3 separate regions of the Homo sapiens genome follow, and regions 1 and 2 are each linked to region 3. The links are chromatin contacts, found by Hi-C or POLR2A ChIA-PET in ENCODE. All regions are on one chromosome and are shown on one strand. The core of a region is the stretch at or near the end of the contact, and the rest is flanking DNA. Distances in the headings are between cores, read along the strand shown. Region 1 holds the start of CENPN (centromere protein N). Region 2 holds the start of DYNLRB2 (dynein light chain roadblock-type 2). Region 3 holds the start of MPHOSPH6 (M-phase phosphoprotein 6).

What was found. A loop is a pair of places that touch in the nucleus more often than their neighbours do. ChIA-PET counts read pairs that join two places held with the same protein, here RNA polymerase II (POLR2A). Pooled maps may share reads with other maps.
Region 1: a loop to region 3 is called in a map of ascending aorta, with 7 times the contacts of the local background. The contact joins the promoter of CENPN here to the promoter of MPHOSPH6 in region 3. A Hi-C loop is called at or near these places in 5 of 168 maps with a recorded cell type or tissue (CD4-positive, alpha-beta T cell, ascending aorta, cardiac septum and 1 more) and 10 of 50 pooled maps. POLR2A ChIA-PET finds 5 or more read pairs at or near these places in 2 of 52 experiments (H1 and activated naive CD4-positive, alpha-beta T cell).
Region 2: a map of CD4-positive, alpha-beta T cell shows a loop between it and region 3 (6-fold over the local background). The contact joins the promoter of DYNLRB2 here to the promoter of MPHOSPH6 in region 3. A Hi-C loop is called at or near these places in 2 of 168 maps with a recorded cell type or tissue (CD4-positive, alpha-beta T cell and naive thymus-derived CD4-positive, alpha-beta T cell) and 6 of 50 pooled maps.

Annotation. Positions count from the first base shown.
Region 1 is chr16:81,004,954-81,008,582 of GRCh38, reverse strand. It overlaps CENPN (centromere protein N), which reads right to left and starts at 1,369. Exons shown (of 11, transcript NM_001100624.3): 1 at 1,306-1,369. It overlaps CMC2 (C-X9-C motif containing 2), which reads left to right and starts at 1,698. Exons shown (of 4, transcript NM_020188.5): 1 at 1,698-1,849. RefSeq lists enhancers at 861-1,000, 1,311-1,420 and a silencer at 1,591-1,960.
Region 2 is chr16:80,539,381-80,542,843 of GRCh38, reverse strand. It overlaps DYNLRB2 (dynein light chain roadblock-type 2), which reads right to left and starts at 1,851. Exons shown (of 4, transcript NM_130897.3): 1 at 1,765-1,851. The coding sequence starts at 1,767. The region is part of intron 1 of DYNLRB2-AS1 (DYNLRB2 antisense RNA 1); the gene reads left to right. RefSeq lists an enhancer at 1,711-1,800.
Region 3 is chr16:82,168,244-82,171,564 of GRCh38, reverse strand. It overlaps MPHOSPH6 (M-phase phosphoprotein 6), which reads left to right and starts at 1,341. Exons shown (of 5, transcript NM_005792.2): 1 at 1,341-1,440. The coding sequence starts at 1,390. RefSeq lists a silencer at 1,206-1,365, a cis regulatory region at 1,412 and an enhancer at 1,340-1,484.

The sequences.
Region 1 (3,629 bases), core at 120-2,619, 1.2 Mb after region 3:
CAGGCCAACATGGTGAAACTCCGTCTCTACTAGAAATACAAAAATTAGCCGGGTGTCGTGACGCACACCTCTAGTCCCAGCTACTCGGGAGGCTGAGGCAAGAGAACAGCCTGAATCCGGGAGGAGGAGGTTGCAGTGAGCCGAGAACGTGCCACTGCCCTCCAACATGGGCGACAAAGCAAGACTCCGTCTCAAAAAAACAAAAAACAAACAAAAAAACCCACAGACGAGGCTACCCGTTAAAATGAAGATTCCTGGGCCCTATCAAATTAAACTGTGAGGAGGGCGCACGGAGGGCTTGAGATTTAGCATCTTTTAAAAAGTACGTCAGATGATTTATTCCGGGTAAAGTTTGCAGAACGCCAGTCTAAAGAAATTTGGTAGAGCGCCCTCAGTCTCACCAATTAAGACGGAAATCCCTTTAGTAAACGTTTACCCCGTGACCATTTTTAAACTTTCCTTTTTTTGTTGTTTCGGAGACACAGTCTCGCTTTGTCGCCCAGGGTGCAGTGCAGTGGCGCGATCTCGGGTCACTGCAACCTCCGCCTCCCGGGTTCATGCGCTTCTCCTGCCTCAGCCTCCCAAATAGCTGGGATTACAGGCACCCGATACCACGTCCGGTTAATTTTTGTATTTTTAGTAGAGACGGGGTTTCACCATGTTGGCCAGGCTGGTCTCGAACTCCTGACCTAAGGTGATCCGCCCACGTCGGTCTCCCAAAGTGTTGGGATTACAGGCGTAAACTACCGCGCCTGGCCCCATTTTAAAACTTTCTTTATACTTCCTAGCGTTTTAGTGTCTGACATACAGTAGATGCTCAAGATCTGTGGAACGCATGATCAAAAAGATCCATTTTAAGTAACGTTCCCGTAGCCACACACCTCTGCTGCGCTCCAACAGGCAATGCGAGGAGCAACGCAAGAGGGTACAGGGACAAAAAACGACGGAAGCCGAGGTGACAGAAAAGCAAAACCCCAACTCTGGGAAAGGAAGCAACCCCAGGATCGTAGAGCGGAGCCCCTGGTCACATGACCACACGGCCCTCCCCTGACGCAGTCGCGAGCCTACGAAAGGCTCCACCCGCCCCACCGCGGGCGAGGTGACGTCACAGCCGGCACAGCGCCACCGCCCCCTCACCTCGGCCCGAACCGTAGTTCCTCGCCCCGAGCCCGAGACCCAGCGCCAATCCTGCGCCTCACAACGTGCGACAATTGCGAAAAAGCCACCCCCGAGGCCTGGGATCTGGCTTCCTCAAGGCCCCACACCCTCCGGGGCCCGATCCAGTGCCGCCCGGGGCTCTCTTACCGGCCCACATCTCCTGCAGTCTCACTCCTCAAGAGCTGTTCCCGCTCGCCGCGCCTTCAAAGCCACCAATTGCAGTTCCCGCCGCCTCCAAGCTCCGCCCACCGGAGCACAAGCATCAGGCTGTGTCTTGGGCACAGGGGACTGCACGGGGGAGCGACTGAAGCGAAGGTCGCCGAGCCCCCCACGCCGCTCTTCTTAGAAGTGTGCAACCTTGCACCAGTAGTGGACTTACACATAGGCTCCGTTAGGACCTGGCTTATGTGCTCGGCTTGTGGCTTAGACGCTGCCGTGCCCCAGTGGACTCACTGTGCCTCCCCCCACGACGGACGGAAATGGGCCCCTCCAGGACAGGCGGCGCATGCGCCTTGGGGCCCGCGGGCGGCGGGGGCGAGGAGCCGGGAGCACGGTGGAGCGGTGGAGGGCGTCACTGGGTTTCGGCGTCTGGCAAGCGGTTCAGCTGTCTGCTCCCTAGCAGCCGGCCTTCGGGTCGGGCGTCTCCGCCGGCTACTGCCGCTTCAGTTCTCCCGGTGTGGCCACGAGTCGGGTGAGTCTCGGGAGTCCAGGCCGTTCCGAACGCGTTCCGTTGTTCCTCCTCAGGTCCCTGATGGCGCGTCCCGCCGAGCCCCTTCCTGCCGCCCGTCGGCCCCAGGAGGTGGGGACCAGGAAGACCCGGCTGCCGCAGGCCCACAGCCGGGCTGCTGCGCTGGGGAGGCTGCGAGCGAGGTGGCTGGGCGCTCGCTGGAACACGCTGGTGGCCGAGACAGGCCGTGGGCGTCGCTCGGGGTTGGGATCCGCCCGCCACTCACTCAACTGGCTGGTGACCTTGGGCGCGCTCCTCCCCTCCCGGAGCCGGGGCTTCCTCGCCGGTAAAATGGACCTTGAGGAATGGAGCCCTCAACACAGGGTTTGACACGATGAGCGCCCAATAAAGTGTTGTTATTGTTGTTTATCTAGCAATTGAGAATTTGCGGGTAGAAAACGGGGGCCGTTCAAGCAAGTCTCAGCTGCAGTGCCCTGTGATGTGAGAACCCACCAAGAGCCCCATCAGTACACTTTACTCTTTTTTCTCCTTTAATGCTTTTTTTTTCCAGGAAAGTAATACATTCATCTTGCTTTTCTTGCGTTTAAAGATCAGGCGTTTTACGTAGAGTCTTAAGTAAATCAGTTTTGGAAGTCTTCATTTAAAACCTCAAAGGCATGGAAGTTTTCGATGGCAAAGGAATTATGTTGTGATGCCATTCGTATCTCCTCTCCTTTATATGTATGGCTTTTGCACTTGTTTAGTTGATTTAAAATGAGTTTCTTTTTCATCCTTTTCCTACTGCGTTGAGGCCTGAACTAGTTGTCAGTTTCTGACATTCCGCGAACATCGATTGGGCATTTACCATGTGCATTGGCAAGAATGCTCCCTCACGAGCCTGTGCGTTCCTTGAGATGTGTGAACGAGTATTTTCCTCTGAAATTCACATGATTCTGGCAGAGTGCTAGGCACCTTGTAAGTCCTGGTAATGTTTATTCAGGGAAAGCTGCGAGGGCGCATTCTCTGAGAAACTCTTCGGTGGAAGTCAGAGTAGTTAAGCCCTTCTCCCTAGGCAGCACCCCCGGGTCCCTCCCAGAAGCAGCCTGGCATGGGGTCTACAGTGCCAGCGCCAGTCGCTTTCTTAGTGGTATCGGTTTAGAACTGGTCCTGTGATAAGTGGAAGTGGGCAGGGGAGGCCGTCCCCGACCGTGTCTGCGACCTCTGCTGCAGTATGGCTCATAGCTTGAAAAGTTGAAAAATAATTCTTTAATACCAGGGCCGAAATGTAGGCCTTAAAAATGTTTTATGTTATTTATTTATATATATATATATTTAAATTTTATTTTGAGACGGCGTCTTGTTTTGTCGCCCAGGCTGGAGTGCAGTGGCGCGATCTCGGCTCACTGCAACCTCCACCTCCCGAGTTCTAGTGATTCTCGTGCCTCAACCTCCTGAGTAGCTAGGGTTACAGGCCACGCCTGGCTAATTTTTGTATTTTTAGTAGAGACGGGGATTCACCATGTTGGCCAGGCTTGTCCTGACCTCAAGTGATCTGCCTGCCTCGGCCTCCCGAAGTGGTGGGATTACAGGCGTGAGCCACCGCGCCTAGCCTAAAAAGATATATTTTAGAAAGCGGAGTGTTTACAGTTTTTTTTTCTGGAGAACAGTTTCTTCAGACTCTGCACAACAGACTTTTCTGGCCTTGTTTTTTGCTTATTTTGCAGTAGCATTAGAAATTACAACTGTAGTGTAAATTTCCTGTGCAGCCGCACAATAGGAAAATCTTTCTAAAGAAAAGCCAACT
Region 2 (3,463 bases), core at 602-3,101, 1.6 Mb after region 3:
CTAAAAGTAGTCCTTATTGAGAAATCTTATTTTCATTAATGTGACCTAATCAGTTCGGATGATTAAATTTAAAGGATAGTCTATAAAAACAAAGTATTCCAGGATTCTAGGATTTTCTTGATAACTATAGCTTGCGTCTCAGTGCAAGCTGAATGTTCAACTATGAGTGATTATTCTGGAATCTATTATTGTGTTTTAAACTCATTCGGAATCTTATGTGTAGAGTGTATTGTATGTTTTCTTCCCCTGTAGAAAACTCAAAGACAAGAACGATCTTTTCCAAACCTGCAAATTTTTCATGACTGAGCAATCACTGGATATTTTGAATTCTGCAAATTCTCTTGATGAGGGTTTGCTATATTCTTTTTTCCTCAGTATTGCACAGGTGAACATTTTGTTACTTCAAGATAGTTTTCCTTTGTACTTGGTATGGGCAGGAGCACTTATTTTCTCTATTTCAGCATCAGAGCCAAGGTTTTCTTGACTTTAGGCATTTGTGTACTAGATTCATGATTCTTGCCATTATGAATGCCATGTATACTATTTATCTAGGTGTTCTTTAAATTATCTCACTGCTAAAAGCTTAAATAAATGCATTTTAAGAGGAAATCGTATGTCACTACCACAAATGGAAACCTGACGTTATTCCTCATAAATAGAAATAACTGTAAAACAAACAAAATGAACAAAATGAAGAGAGAGCCTATCATTAAATTCTACTGCAATGAAAGCTCTGAGCCTGAGGCCTGCTCTTCGGATGAAAAAATGGAAATTTCCAAATGACAGTGGTATTAAGGACCTAATAGCAACAGAAATTTTCTCCTGTATGTAGTCTGAAGGTTGAACAAAATGGAAGAGGAATAACTTTCTCACGATGTGATTCACTCTTATTTAGCATTTCTCGGCCATCTTATGTAGCAACGAATGTTTGCATCTGACTTTGAGAAACACTACACTAAACCGTAAGCGTTGAACAGGGGATCAATAATTCACTGCATTTTGGGCAATCTTTAAGACGATGTCCACAGCTTCTTACAGCCACTGTGTCCTTATTTATCTTTCTCCCTTTACTTATCTCCCAAACTCCTTTCTTTTCTTTCCCTGGCCTTTCCATTTCTCCACCCAGTTGTTTCTCTTCTCATGATTTGTAAGTGCTCCTAGTATAATTTCTTAATCCCCATCTCCAATCCCCGTTTCATTCTTCTCTTAACGCCCTTTGCTTTCCACAGTCTCTACTTTTTTTTTTCTTACCTCTTTTTCTGGGGGGGAGGGGGGCGGGTCTCCCATCACTTCTTTCCTTTTTCTTTATTTCCCTTTCTTCTTTCTCAGTATCTTCCCTTCTCACCCTTCCATTCCCTTGCTTTCCCTGTCCCACCTCTTCCTTCTCTCTAAGGGTCTGATTTTTTTTCCTCTCCATCTCGGCCTCCCGCCCCCTCTTTGGAAACTTTCCTGGCTCCCCGGATTTCTCACTCCCCTGAGCATTCTTCATCCTCTGAATCTCTCTCTTCCCTTTCTCAACATCACCCCTCCTTATGTACCATCCCCGCGAAATCAATTCCCAAAACAGCTTCCAGTCATCTAGACATCTTCTTGCCCCTTTCCAAGGTCTCCCTCTCGCCCCTCCAGGAAGATCCTGGAGCCACCAGCCTCCGCCGCGGCCCCTGGACCGCCCGTGCCTGGGTGGGCCCCAGAAGCTGGGTGCGAAGGTCCTTGACGGTCGGCGTGCTTGGAACGGCGGGGCGTGGACGGAGACCCCAGATTTACCATCGCGGAGGCCGCGAAACTCTGGGCTCAGGCCGGCGGCACAGCCTCCCGGGATGTCAACAACGCTACCCGCCGTTGCTAGGAGACAAAAAAGGAAGTGGCCCCACGGAAGCGTCAGGGCTGCGCCTGCGCGCTCGCGAGTCGGCTTTTTCGCCCTGACCGCGCTCCTGATGCCTCCCGGCCGCCGTAGGCGAAGGTTCGCGGAAGAGGGGAGCAGGCGCTCACCTGAGGTTCGCCCAATCCTGGAGCAGTGGGTCCCGGGAGGGAAGAGGGAAGTGGGTCAGGCTCCCGGCCTGTGTTTGTCCATTCATTCATTCATTGAGGCACGAATTAATGTGATAACCACTTATTCGTTCAAAAACTGCTGATTCACCACCCACCAGGTGCCAGGGAGACGGACAAAATGCACCAAACAAAATGCACGAAACAGTACCGGAAGCAGTAATGTCCACGTGTGATACTTGCCCTGGAGCAAGTAAGGAGGGGACAGGACCATCTGACTTCGGGGTTGGGCTGCTCTAGGGGTTTGGTGATAGTCTTAGCTGCCTGTGACCGTCCATTAGTACTGCCCTGTTCAGGGCAGATACTGTTCGCTCGCCTCCCAGTAGTTTTTATATTGAAGAAAAATATATCAGAGCATCAAATAGTACAACCTTATGTACTTAAAAAAATTACTTTCTATCTGTCTACTCTAAGATCAGTAGAGTAAGCACAGTTGCACATTTTATGTTCTCACCTAGTTATAGCACCCTCTTCCTGTTCTCAACTCCATTGAAGAGTTGCTACTTGTCAGTATTTCTGTTAGTTGTCAGTATCCATTAGGATCTGTATTTTTGCCATTTTAAAAATCAACAGTTCTGAGTTACTAAAAAATTGCAAATGGTAGTTCCGGAGGTTCTATACGTTGCCATAGAAGAGCATTCCATTGGGTGTTTAAGGAACTGTTGGAGGAAACACGTTAAAGATCAGTTAGGAATGATCAGAAGTCACTTGACCTTTTGAGGGACATTGATAATATCCTTATAGCCTAGGAGGAAAAGAGCCACTATTGTACGACGAAGCACAGCAGGAAAATTTTATGGCTGGAGTCGTGTTATGACTTCCTGAGGTTAGAGGAGGACAAATATTGATTACAAAATACAAGCTGTAAGTTGGGAATGCATCTTCATAGGGATCATGCCATAACAACTTCCTGTAATACCGATTCTGTTTGTGCATCCATTTCCAGAAAGTAGTCTCACACTGAACAAGGCATACATCGTGCTAGGAATGTCAACTGGATTCTGAATGGTCCATGTTAGGGGTGCTCTGGGACAGTTTTGAACTCATTGGCAGGCTTGGACTCGATGATCCATTTCAACTCCACATCTGTCATTTTATTATATTAACTACAGAAATACTCTGAGAAACTGTAGTTCTGCTCTAATTTTTGTTGAGGTGTGGGTGATTCTGATCACTGTAGTTCTCTCCTTTTTTTCCCTCCAAGAAATCTGTATATCTCAGCCAGTTCACTATTACTAGCCAAAGAATCCCGCTTGACTCTCAACACCTGGTACTCCAACAAAGTTGCTTTGGAAAGGACTGCTATAGCTGTGGGGAAGGAGTCTGAGTCTGGTGTGTGCGTGTGCGTGTGCATTTGTGTGCTTGTGTGTGTATGCATGCATGTGTGTACAGATCTGGCTCTTACCTGATTGACTAT
Region 3 (3,321 bases), core at 92-2,591:
CTAACATGGATTAGCTGTGTGAACACCAAGTGCGTTACCCACTCTGTGTCTCAGAATCCTTAACAACACGATGACAATACCTTCTTTCCGGTTCTTATGGGGATTAAGTGAACTAATTAGCCCTAAGGTGACCAGGTCAACAATCTGACGTAGAACTCATGGTATCAGCCGAGATGCTATTAGCTTGAGGGTGTTCCAAAGCGTCGGACCTGGGAATGGTTTTCGAAAACGTGTTTAGGTGGTACCCAGAGCATTAAACACCAGGGTAGGAACGCTACCCTATTTTCAGTGGTTTTTTAAATTCTTTTTTGTTTTGTTGTTTTGTTTTTGAGACAAAGCCTCACTCTGTAGCCCAGACTGGAGTCCAGTGGCGGGATGTCAGCTCACTGCAGCCTCGACGTCCCGGGTTCCAGTGATTCTCCAGCCTCAGCCTCCCAAGTAGTGGAGACCACAGATCCGTGCCACCACACCCAGCTATTTTTGTTGTATCTTTTGTACATTTTTTGTATATTTTGTATATATTTTTTGTATGTATATTTTGTATATTTTTTGTGTATATATATATATATATATATATATATTTTTTTTTTTTTTTTTTTTTTTTTTTTTTTTGTAGAGGTGGGGTCTCCCTATGTTGCCCCTCGCTATGGTCTTTTCAATTCTTTGGATCAAAACCAGGCTTTGTTCTCATTCATGTGTCTTTGGCACCCATCCCTGCCTCCATCCCTTGCCATTTCTTGAGATTCTTCTGTTTAGCAGAGATCACTCGGCCAGACACGCATCGGCAGCAGCCTGGGAATGAAGCCAGCCTGCCTGGGGCGGCCCCCGCCGCGCTCCCCCGGGACTCCGGGCTGCTGTGAGGAAAGCAGCAACTCGTGGGGTCCTGGTGAAGAGAAAACGACCTGGACCCTGCAAAGCGACCCAGAACAAAGGGAGCCCGCCACCCACGTTATGAAGACAAAACACGTGGGTAACACGGCCCAGGCGGGTGGCAGGCGTGGCGGAAACCTCTCTGAGGCTGGCGAGGACTACTGAGTGTGGAGGGGGTCCCTGAGGAAGGGAGTCCCCGAGGGAGGATGGGCCTCCGAGGGGGCCAGGCCGACGTCCCGGGAAGGCGACCCGCGGCTCGGGGAAGCCAAGTTCTGGGTCGTCCTCTGACTTCGGCTTTTTTGCGGTCTGCCGCGCTCATCCCCGCGCCCGCCACCCCGCGAGCTTACCCGAGCCTCTCAGTCAGCAGAGCGCCCGCTGAGTGGCCGCGCCCGCGCGCAAGACACAGGGGAGGGGCGGGGCGGGGCGGCGCGCACTACGCGAGGGACGCAGCTGCGCACGCGGCTCCGCGCATGTGCGGTGAGGCTCGCGGCCGGAGTGCGGCGCTGGGCGGAAGCTACCATGGCGGCCGAGCGAAAGACAAGGTTGTCCAAGAATCTACTGCGCATGAAGGTGCGGGGACGCTGAGAGCGCCACTCCGGGCGGTAGGGGCACCCGGTCCTTCCAACCTGGCCGGGGCCGAGGCGGCGGGCGGACAAGGGACACCAGAGAGGCCTCAGAGGGCTTCCAGCTCTCGTGCTCATTCATTCACTTAGCGCCTGCTCTGCACTGTTTACTGGGAACCAGCTTACGAATTAGGCCGACTCTCTCAGGAGGCCCGCGGGCGGATGGGAGCTTGAGTACACAGAAGCAGTCAGGGTACAGCTTACCCAGTGCAGTGAGGGTAGAAGCGCTGGGGACCTTGGGGACTCACCGAGCTTCTCGAGAAGTTGTTGCTTACTTATATATGCAATAAATATGATATATGGGAAGTGTAACTCCTTAGCTGGGTAATTTAGGTAAATTCACTTCTTTCTCTGAATATCTCTTTTCCTCATCTTTAAAAAGAAGAGCATTAGGCTACATGAGTTCAAGCTCCTTTTTAATTTTGATAATACTTCTTTTAGTAGAGTTCTTCAGAGAAACAGAATCAACAAGATGTATATGTGTATATATGTGTATGGAGAGAGGGGGTATTTTTAAAACTGGATCACACGACTGTGGAGATGCAAGTCTAAAATCTGCAGGGTGGGCCAGTAGGCTGGAGACCCAGAGAAGTACTCAGTCCAAGTCCAAAGACAGTCTGCTGGCAGAACTCCCTCTTCTTCCAGGGAGAAGAGGGTGAGTCTCGCAGGGTAGTCTCTAGGTTACTGGGAGGGTGGAAGGCACAGCGTCCTAAACTAGGAGAAACTGAGTTCAGAAGTCTGAGAGGCAAGAAAGAAAAAGAAAACCATGGAAATTTCCAAGAATTAGAGACAATTCAGTATGTCTGGAAGGCAAGTACTAAGAAATGGGGTTGCAGAGTAGGCAATGGTCACAACGTGCAGGGAATTTGAGGCCAGATTAAAGATATTTTCCTTTATTTTGTGAGCAATGGAAAGCTATTGAAACGGGGAACAGTATCAAGAAAATGGCAAATATTTATAGTACTAGACAATGATTGAAGTGGTTTGCGTATATTAACCTATGCAATTCACATAATGACACTTTGAGGTGACTACAGGCAGTAACTCTCTTCTTACAGCTAAGGCAACTGAAACAGAAATAAGTAATTTACCCAAAGTTACACAGCTAATAAGTAGTGTAGACAGGACGGGAATTCAGGCAGTCTGGCTCCAGAACCCTGGCTCTTTATTACTACTCTGTACTCTGTGATGCCTGTCACTAAGCACTACTTCTAGAGAGTAGCAAACTGTTACATGTCATGTTTAAAGAGGTGGAATTTCCAAAAGAGGGAAGGAAGCATTCATAATGTTTTGAAAGATAGGCCATTCGCAGTGGCTCATGCCTGTAGTCCCAGCACTTTGAGAGGCTGAGGTAGACAAATCGCTTAAGCCCAGGTGTTTGAGACCATCCTGGGCAACATGGTGAAACCCCATCTCTACAAAAAATACAAAATATTAGCCAGGCCTAGTGGCACGCACCTTTAGTCCCAGCTACTTGGGAGGCTGAGGTGGGAGGATCACTTGAGCTTGGGAGATCAAGGCTGCAGTGAGCTGAGATGGCGCCACTGCACTCCAGCCTTGGTGACACAGGGAGACCCTGTCTCAAAAAAAAAAAAAAAAGAGAGAGAGTAAACATTATATGGGCAAGATTTGAATGGAGTTGAGCTAGGATGGAGTTAGGGATGAATGGGTGAATGAGGGTGGAGGACAAATTGCAGCATAACTTAGAGTTTGTCAAGCACTTTCATGCATATTAGCAAAATTTGAATCTTTACTGAACAGAGTTTGATTTTATGGTTGGTAATAACATTAACTTCAGAGAAGTGGAGTGAATTGGCCAAGCAGATAT